2 separate regions of the Homo sapiens genome follow, and region 1 is linked to region 2. A link is a contact called in ENCODE Hi-C or POLR2A ChIA-PET data. All regions are on one chromosome and are shown on one strand. Each heading gives the region's core, a stretch centred on a gene start or an enhancer-like site at or near the end of the contact. The rest is flanking DNA. Distances are from core to core; before and after follow the strand shown.

Region 1 (4,306 bases), core at 767-3,266, 270 kb before region 2:
GATCACGAGGTCAGGAGATCAAGACCATCCTGGTTATATGTTGAAACACCGTCTTTACTAAAAATACAAAAAAAAGGGCTGGGCGCGCTGGCTCACGCTGTAATCCCAGCACTTTGGGAGGCCGAGGCGGGTGGATCACGAGGTCAGGAGATCGAGACCATCCTGGCTAACATGGTGAAACCCCCTCTCTACTAAAAAAATACAACAAAAAATTAGCCGGGCATGGTGGCGGGCGCCTATAGTCCCAGCTACTCGAGAGGCTGAGGCAGGAGAATGGTGTGAACCTGGGAGGCGGAGCTTGCATTGAGCCGAGATCGCACCACTGCACTCCAGCCTGGGCGACAGAGCAAGACTCTGTCTCAAAAGAAAAAAAAATTTGTAGAGGCCAGGCGTGGCTCTACAGGCTGACAGAGTGAGACTCTATCTCAATCAATCAATCAGTCAGTCAATCAAAGTTCCAGCTACTTGAGAGGCTGAAGCAAGAGGATTGCTTGAGCTCAGGACTACAGGCTCACGCCTGTAATCCCAGCACTTTGGGAGGCTGAGGCGGGTGGATCATGAGGTCAAGAGATCAAGACCATCCTGGACAACATGGTGAAACCCAGTCTCTACTAAAAATAAAAAAATTAGCTGAGTGTGTTGGCATGTGCCTGTAGTCACAGCTACTCGGGAGGCTGAAGCTGGAGAATCACTTGAGCCCAGGAGGTGGAGGTTGCAGTGAGCCAAGATCGCACCACTGCACTCCAACCTGGGCAACAGGCGAGACTCCATCTCAAAAAAAAATTTTTTTTTTTCTAGAGACAGAATCTCGCTATGTTACCCAGGCTGGTCTTGACACCGGGCCTCAAGTGATCCTCTTGCCTCAGCCTCCCAACGTGCTGGGATTACAGGCATGTGCCACCATACCCAGCCTAGAACTTCATTCCTTTTTATGGCTGAATAATATTCTGTTGTACTTATATATACATCACATTTTGTTTATCCATTCTTCTGTTGATGGACGCTTAGGTTGCTTTCACCTTTTGGTTATTGTGAATAATGCTGCAGCAAACATTGGTGTACATAGTGTTTGAGTTCCTATTTTCAGTTCTTTTGGGTGTTCACCTAAGAATGGTATTGCTGGGTCATATGATAATTTTTATTTAACTTTTTTGGGTAACTACCGAACTTTTCCATAGTGGCTGCACCATTTTACATCCCCACCAGCAGTGTGTGAAGGCTCCAATTTCTTTACATCCTTGCCAACATTTATTTTATTTCTTTCTTCATTTTTTTATTTTTTAAAGCCTTGCTGTCTTGCCTAGTCTGGTCTTGAACTCCTGAGCTCAAGCAATCCTCTTGCTTCAGCCTCTCAAGTAGCTGGAACTTTGATTGATTGATTGATTGATTGATTGAGATAGAGTCTCACTCTGTCACCCAGGCTAGAGTGCACTGGCGCTATCTCAGCTCATTGGAACTTTTGCCTCCCGGGTTCAAGTGATTCTCCCACCTCAGCCTCCTGAGTAGCTGAGATCACAGGCATGTGCCACCACGCCTGGCTAATTTTTGTATTTTTAGTAGAGACAGGGTTTCACCATGTTGGCCAGGTTGGTCTCAAACTCCTGACCTCAAGTAATCTGCCTGCCTTGGCCTCCCAAAGTGCTGGAATTACAGGTGTGAGCCACCATGCCTGGCCTATTTATTCTATTTTTTCGTTGTTGTTTTTGAGATGGAGTCTAGCTCTATCCCCCAGGCTGGAGTGCAATGGCTTGATCTGGGCTCACTTCAACCACCACCTCCCTGGTTCAAGTGATTCTCATGTCTCAGCCTCCTGAGTAGCTGGAATAACAGGTGTGTACCACTACGCCTGGCTGATTTTTGTATTTTTAGTAGAGACAGGTTTCACCAAGTTGGCCAGGCTGTCCTCGAACTCCTGACCTTAACTGATCTGCCCGCCTCGGCCTCCCAAAGTGCTGAAATTTCAGGCGTGAGCCACTGCACTTGACCTGGAACTTTTAAATTATAGCTATTCTAGGTATGAAGTGGTAACTCATTGTGGTTTTGATTTGCATTTCCTAATGACTAGTGATGTTGAGGATCTTGTTATGTGCTTATTGTATGTGGCTATCTGTATAGATTCTTTGGAGAAATGTCTGTTCAAGTCCTTTGCCTGTTTGGGTTGTTTGTCTTTCTGTTGTTGAGTTATAGGAATTCTTTATTTTTGATATTAAACCCTTATCAGATCTATGATTTGCAAATACTTTTTCCTATTCCATTGATTGTCTTTTCACTCTCTTATTTTTTATTTTTATTTTTATTTTTTTCAGATGGATTTTTGCTCTGTCGCACAGGCTGGAGTGCAGTGGTGCAATCTTGGCTCACTGCAGACTTAACCTCCTGGGCTCAAGTGATCCTTCCACCTCAGCATCCCAAGTAGCTGGGACTACAGGTGCATGCCACCATGACTGGCTAAATTTTAAATTTTTTGTAGAGATGGGGTCTTGCCATGTTGCCTAGGCTGGTCTTGAACTCCTGGGCTCAAGCAGTCCTCCTGCCTCCACAGCCTCCCAAAGCACTGGTATTACAGATGTGAGCTACCATGCCTGGCCTCTTGATGATGTCTTTTTTTTTTTTTAATTATTATTATTTTTTTTGAGATGGAGTCTCGCTCTGATCTCCGCTCACTGCAAGCTCCGCCTCCCAAGTTAACGCCATTCTCCTGCCTCAGCCTCCCGAGTAGCTGGGACTACAGGCGCCTGCCACCATGCTCGGCTAATTTTTTGTATTTTTAGTAGAGACGGGGTTTCACCGTTTTAGCCAGGATGGTCTCGATCTCCTGACCTTGTGATCCACCACCTTGGCTTCCCAAAGTGTTGGGATTATAGGCGTGAGCCACTGTGCCTGGCTTTTTTTTTTTTTTTGAGATGGAGTCTCACTCACTCTGTTTCCTAGGCAGGAGTGCAGTGGTGTGATCTCAGCTCACTGCAACCTTTGCCTCCCGGGTTCAAGTGATTCTCCTGCCTCAGCCTCCTGAGTAGCTGGAATTACAGGCATGGACCACCATACCTGGCTAATTTTTGTATTTTTAGTGGAGACGGGGTTTTGCCATGTCGACCAGGCTGGTCTCGAACACCTGACCTCAAGTGGTCCGCCTGCCTCAGCCTCTCAAAGTGCTGGGATTATAGGCATGAGCCCCGATGATGTCTTTTGATGCACAGAAGTTTTAATATTAATTAAGTCCAATTCATGTATTTTTCTTTTTGTTCATCCTTTTTGTATCATCTCTAAATCCATTGTGAAATCAAAGGTCATGAAGATTTACCCTTACGCTTTCTTCTAAGAATTTTATGGTTTTGGCTCTTTCCTTTTTATTTTAGTTTTTCCCTTCCTTCCCTCCCTCCCTTCTTTCTTTCTTTCTTTTTTATTTATTTATTTATTTTTGAGACCGACTCTCGATCTGTCACCCAGGATGGAATGCAGTGGCACGATCTCGGCTCACTGCAACCTCCTCTTCCAGGGTTCCAGTGATTCTCCTGCCTCAGCCTCCCGAGTAGCTAGGATTATAGGCACCTGCCACCACGCCTGGCTACTTTTTTTGTATTTTTAGTAGAGATGGGGTTTCACCATGTTGGCCAGGTTGGTCTCAAACTTCTGACCTCAGGTGATCTGCCCGCCTCGGCCTCCCAAAGTGCTGGGATTACAGGCGTGAGCCACCGCACCCAGCCTATTTTTTTTTTTTTAAGTGCTACTGGGCCAGTGCCAGATTTTTGGCCCAGGGCCTTACCTCTTATATTTAGATCATTTTCTTTTCTTTTCTTTTTCTTTTTTTTTTTTAGATGGAGTTTCGCTCTTGTCACCCAGGCTGGAGTGCAATGGCTCAATCTCGGCTTACTGCAACCTCCGCCTCCCGGGTTCAAGCGATTTTCCTGCCTCAGCCTCCCGAGTAGCCGGGATTACAGGCATACACCACCAAGCTAGGTTAATTTTTTTTTTTTTGGGATGGAGTTTCACTCTTGTGGCCCAGGCTGGAGCGCAATGACTCGATCTTGGCTCACCGCAACCTTCACCTCCCAGGTCCAAATGATTCTCCTGCCTCAGCCTCCAGAGTAGCTGGGATTAGAGGCATGGGCCACCACGCCCGGCTAATTTTGTATTTTTAGTAGAGACGGGGTTTCTCCATGTTGGTCAGGCTGGTCTCAAACTCCCAACCTCAGGTGATCCTCCCGCCTTGGCCTCCCAAAGTGCTGGGATTACAGGCGTGAGCCACCAGGCCTGGCCTAATTTTGTATTTTTAGTAGAGATAGGGTTTCACCATGTTGGTCAGGCT
Region 2 (4,533 bases), core at 1,183-3,682:
ACTTAACACAAGTGCAATGACTTGCTCAATGGCTGTGAGCTCTGTGGGGCCAGGGATGGTGGTGCCTCATTCACCAATCCATGTGCACTGCCTTCCATAGGAACTGGATGGATGCTCAATGACTCTCTGTTGGATTATGAATGGCAGGGGGCCTTGGGCACTGGGATATTGTCTTCCTCTCTGGAGCTGCCCAGTTTTTTGTTTTTTGGTTGTTTTTTTTTTTTTTTTTGCTGAGTAGGTGCATCTCAGTCTTCTATTAATAAATTGCCCGGAGGCACAGACTCTCTCAGGCAAGCCGTCTGGTTCCTTGCTATTTCGCTAGTCTTTCTCACTGTTGTTTTTCTCCCTGAGTTTCCACCGGAGCAAGCGGCTTGACAGTTTCACACTAAAACTAAACACTTTCCCCAAGATTCATCCTTCCTTAGTTCCTGGAATCTGCTTTTCATCTTTCTTGGCTTAGAAAGCCAGTGACTCATTTACTGATCCAGGATTCACTTCTCCACTGGAATTTCTTGCAGGAAATCTGAGAGTGGCAGGTGACATCATTTTTCACTCCGCCTGCCCCCTCTTGTCTCTGAATTTACTTATCTAAAACTCCAGATTTGTTGAATTGTAAGAGGCAATGGAGTTGTTAGTTTTTCCTTTAATTTAGGTAGCCCTCATTACACCACGGCCCTGTACTCCTAGGGGCTCACCCCAGGGCCTTTGTAGAGCTTCCAAGGCCCCCAACCTCCAAACCTTACAAAATCACCTGTGTTTCCTTGCTAAGTTTCCACATAATGACAACAACTGGCTCTCACTGGAAATCTAGAAAGCCATAGGTTTATTTCTAATGTACTTTCAAAATGCCAACCCTTCTCACCCTTTCTAGCTACCCAGAAATCACACATACACACAAGTACAATTCCTAATTTGTAATAATCTAAAAGCTCAAATGAAAATTATAGAGTCCATAGCCTGAACATAGTCAGTGTTTATGCTGTGACTGAAATGACCTAGGGGTTTGGTCTAGGTCCTGCTGCTCGCCACACAGAAAGCCAATCACTGAAACGAGTATTGCCAGGAAAGAAGGCTTTATTCATGTATTGCAGCTGAGATGAGAGATCAGTCTCAAATCCGTCTCTTTGACTGAACGAAATTAGGGGTTTAGGCCAGGTGTGGTGGCTCATGCCTGTAATCCCAGCACTTTGGGAGGCGGAGGGGGGGCAGATCACGAGCTCAGGAGTTTGAGACCAGCCTGGCCAACATGGCAAAACCCCGTCTGTACTAAAAATACAAAAATCAACCAGGCGTGATGGTGTGTGCTGATAATCCCAGCTACTCAGGAGGCTGATGCAGGAGAATCACTGAACCCAGGAGGCAGAGGTTGCAGTGAGCCAAGATCGTGCCACTGCACTCCAGCCTCAGTGACAGAGCCAGACTTTGTATCAAAAAAAAAAAAAAAAAAAAAAAAAAAAAAAAAGGCCGGGCGCAGTGGCTCACGCCTGTAATCCCAGCACTTTGGGAGGCCGAGGTGGGCAGATCCCCTGAGGTCAGGGGTTCGAGACCAGCCTGGCCAGCATGATGAAACCCCATCTCTACTAAAAATACAAAAAATTAGCCAGACATGGTGGCAGGTGCCTGTAATCCCAGCTACTCAGGAGGCTGAGGTGGGAGAATTGCCTGAACCTGGGAAGCAGAGGTTGCAGTGAGCCAAGATCATGCCACTGCACTGTAGCCTGGGCAACAAGAGCGAAACTCTGTCTCAAAAAAAAAAAAAAGATTTTAAGGGTTTATATAGCAGGCTAGAAATGTGATCTTGTATGGGAAAACAGGAATTAGGGAAGGGCAAGGAAGAGGAGTTGGTCAATAGGAAGCAGGTGGCTGGTTAGGCAGTTATTTATTTATTTATTTAGAGACACATTCTTACTCTGTCACCCAGGCTGCAGTGCAGTGGCGCGATCTTGGCTCACTGAAACCTCTGCCTCCTGGGTTCAAGTGATTCTTGTGCCTCAGCCTCTCAAGTAGCTGGGATTACAGGCATGCCACCATGCCTGGCTAATTTTTGTACTTTTAGGAGAGATGGGGTTTTGCCATGTTGGCCAGGCTGGTCTCAAACTCCTGACCTCAGGTGATCCGCCTGCCTCAGTCTCCCAAAGTGCTAGGATTACAGGTGTGAGCCACTGCACCCAGCATGATTAGGCAGTTATGATGGGTATGGGGTCTGGTAACATATTGTCCAGATGCAGTGATCTGTAAAGTTTCAGTTCCTTGATACTACCTGGGAGGCCTGATGGTTGGTTTCCTGAGAAAGGAACTAATCAATAGATCGGAGCAAGAACAGAGCTGTAGGGCTATAACCCCCGTGAACTGAGAAGACCAAGTGAGAAGTTCCCAGGAAGTCCCAAAAGGAGAGCAAGCGTAAACATGCACCCACAAGGGGGCGTGCATTTACTGTCTTTCAATTAAAAACAATTTTTTTTTTGAGTCAGCGTCTTGGTCTGGTGTGCAATGGTGCAATCACAGTTCACTGTAACCTCCAACTCCTGAGCTCAAGCGATCCTCCCGCCTCAGCCTTCCAAGTAGCTAGGACCACAGGCTCGTGCCACCATACCTGGCTAATTTTATTTTTTAATTTTAATGATTTTTTTTTTTGAGACAGGGTCTTGCTCTGTCACTCAGGCTGCAGTGCAGTGACATGATCATGGCTCACTGCAGCCTCAACCTCTTGGACTCAAGCAATCCTCCCATCTTAGCCTCCAAAGTAGCTGGGATCACAGGCATGTACCACCACACCTGGCTAATTTTTGTATTTTTTTGTAAGACATGGTCTCGCTATGTTGCCTAGGCTCATCTCCCATTCTGAGGCTCAAGAGCTCCACCTGCTTCAGCCCCTGCAAAGTGCTGGGATTACAGGTGTGAGCCACAGTGCCCAGCCCATTTGAGTATATTATTTGGATAAATATTTATTTTACACAGTTTTTTTTTGTAGAAATGGGGTCTTGCTATATTGCCCAGGCTGGTCTCAAACTCCTGGGCTCAAGCAATCCTCCCACCTCAGCCTCCCAAGTAGCTAGGACTACAGGTGTGTACTACCACACTTGGCTCTTTACCCACTTTTGCACTGAGTTGTTTGATTTGCAAATATTTTTTCCCATCCTGTGGATTGTCTTGTCTTTTCACTCTCTTTTTTTTTTTTTTGAGCCGGAGTCTTGCTCTGTCACCCAGGCTGGAGTGCAGTGGCACAATCTCGGCTCACTGCAAGCTCCGCCTCTTGGGTTCAAATGAGGCTACTCCTCCTGAGTAGCTGAGATTACAAGCGTGTGCCACAATACCCAGCTAATTTTTGTATTTTTAGTAGAGACAGTATTTCACCATGTTGGTCGGGCTGGTCTTGAACTCCTGACCTCATGATCTCCCCGCCTCAGCCTACCTAAGTGCTGGGATTACAGGCTTGAGACACCGCGCTACCATACTCAGCCTTTTTTTTTTTTTTTTGAGATGGAGTCTCGCTCTGTCGCCAGGCTGGACTGCAGTAGGGCGATCTTGGCTCACTGCAACCTCCACCTCCTGGGTTCAGGTGATTCTCCCGTCTCAGCCTCCCAAGTAGCTGGGACTAAAGGCGTGCTCCAACACACCCGGATAATTTTTGTATTTTTAGTAGAGATGGGGTTTCACCATGTTGGCCAGGATGGTCTCAATCGCTTGACCTCGTGATCCGCCCACCTGGGCCTCCCAAAGTGCTGGGATTACAGGCGTGAGCCACCACGCCTGGCCGAGTCTTTTCTTTTTAAATTATTTTTAAACTTCTTTTTTTGTTTGTTTTTTTGAGACAGCATCTCACTCTGTTGCCCAGGCTGAAGTGCAGTGGCATGACCATAGCTCCTTGCAGCCTTGAACTCCTGGGCTCAAGGGATCCTCCCACCTCAGCCTCCCGAGTAGCTGGGCCAACAGGTGCATGTCACCACTCCTGGTTAATTTTTTTTTTTTTTTTTTTTTTTGAGACGGAGTTTCACTCTATCGCCCAGGCTGGAGTGCAGTGGCGTGATCTTGGCTCACTGCAAGCTCTGCCTCCCGGGTTCACGCCATTCTCCTGCCTCAGCCTCCCAAGTAGCTGGGACTACAGGCGCCCGCCACCACGCCCGGCTAATTTTTTGTATTTTTAGTAGAGACGGGGTTTCATCGTGTTAGCCAGGATGGTCTCGATCTCCTGACCTTGTGATCCGCCCGCCTCAGCCTCCTAAAGTGCTGGGATTACAGGCGTGAGCCACCGCGCCTGGCCCACTCCTGGTTAATTTTTAAATATTCTGTAGAGATGGGATCTTCCTATGTTTCCCAGGCTGGGCAACATAACAACATAATAACATAACATAAAATAATTTTAAAGGTGATAGGCCGGGTGTGGGGACTCATGCCTGTAATCCCAGCATTTAGGGATGCTGAGGTGGAAGGATTGCTTGAGCCCCGGAGTTCGAGACTAGCCTGGGCAACATAGAGAGCCTCAGCCTCACCTGATCTCCCTTCCTTCTCCTCCCTGGGGTTCACGGCTGGCCA

What was found. A loop is a pair of places that touch in the nucleus more often than their neighbours do. ChIA-PET counts read pairs that join two places held with the same protein, here RNA polymerase II (POLR2A). Pooled maps may share reads with other maps.
Region 1: a pooled map shows a loop between it and region 2 (2.2-fold over the local background). The contact joins two enhancer-like sites. A Hi-C loop is called at or near these places in 1 of 37 single-sample maps with no recorded cell type and 2 of 50 pooled maps. POLR2A ChIA-PET finds 5 or more read pairs at or near these places in 2 of 52 experiments (HepG2 and activated CD4-positive, alpha-beta T cell).

What each region holds. Positions count from the first base shown.
Region 1 is chr16:67,784,326-67,788,631 of GRCh38, reverse strand. The region is part of intron 2 of RANBP10 (RAN binding protein 10); the gene reads left to right. Among named protein-coding and RNA genes, the nearest start is that of RANBP10, 20 kb to the left of the region's middle. Within about 2 kb of position 2,016, at least 2 of the 41 ENCODE cell types and tissues checked have a DNase peak (open chromatin) inside an H3K27ac peak, as active enhancers do.
Region 2 is chr16:67,512,435-67,516,967 of GRCh38, reverse strand. No RefSeq gene overlaps it. Among named protein-coding and RNA genes, the nearest start is that of RIPOR1, 14 kb to the left of the region's middle. RefSeq lists silencers at 2,147-2,316, 2,449-2,636. Within about 2 kb of position 2,432, at least 4 of the 41 ENCODE cell types and tissues checked have a DNase peak (open chromatin) inside an H3K27ac peak, as active enhancers do.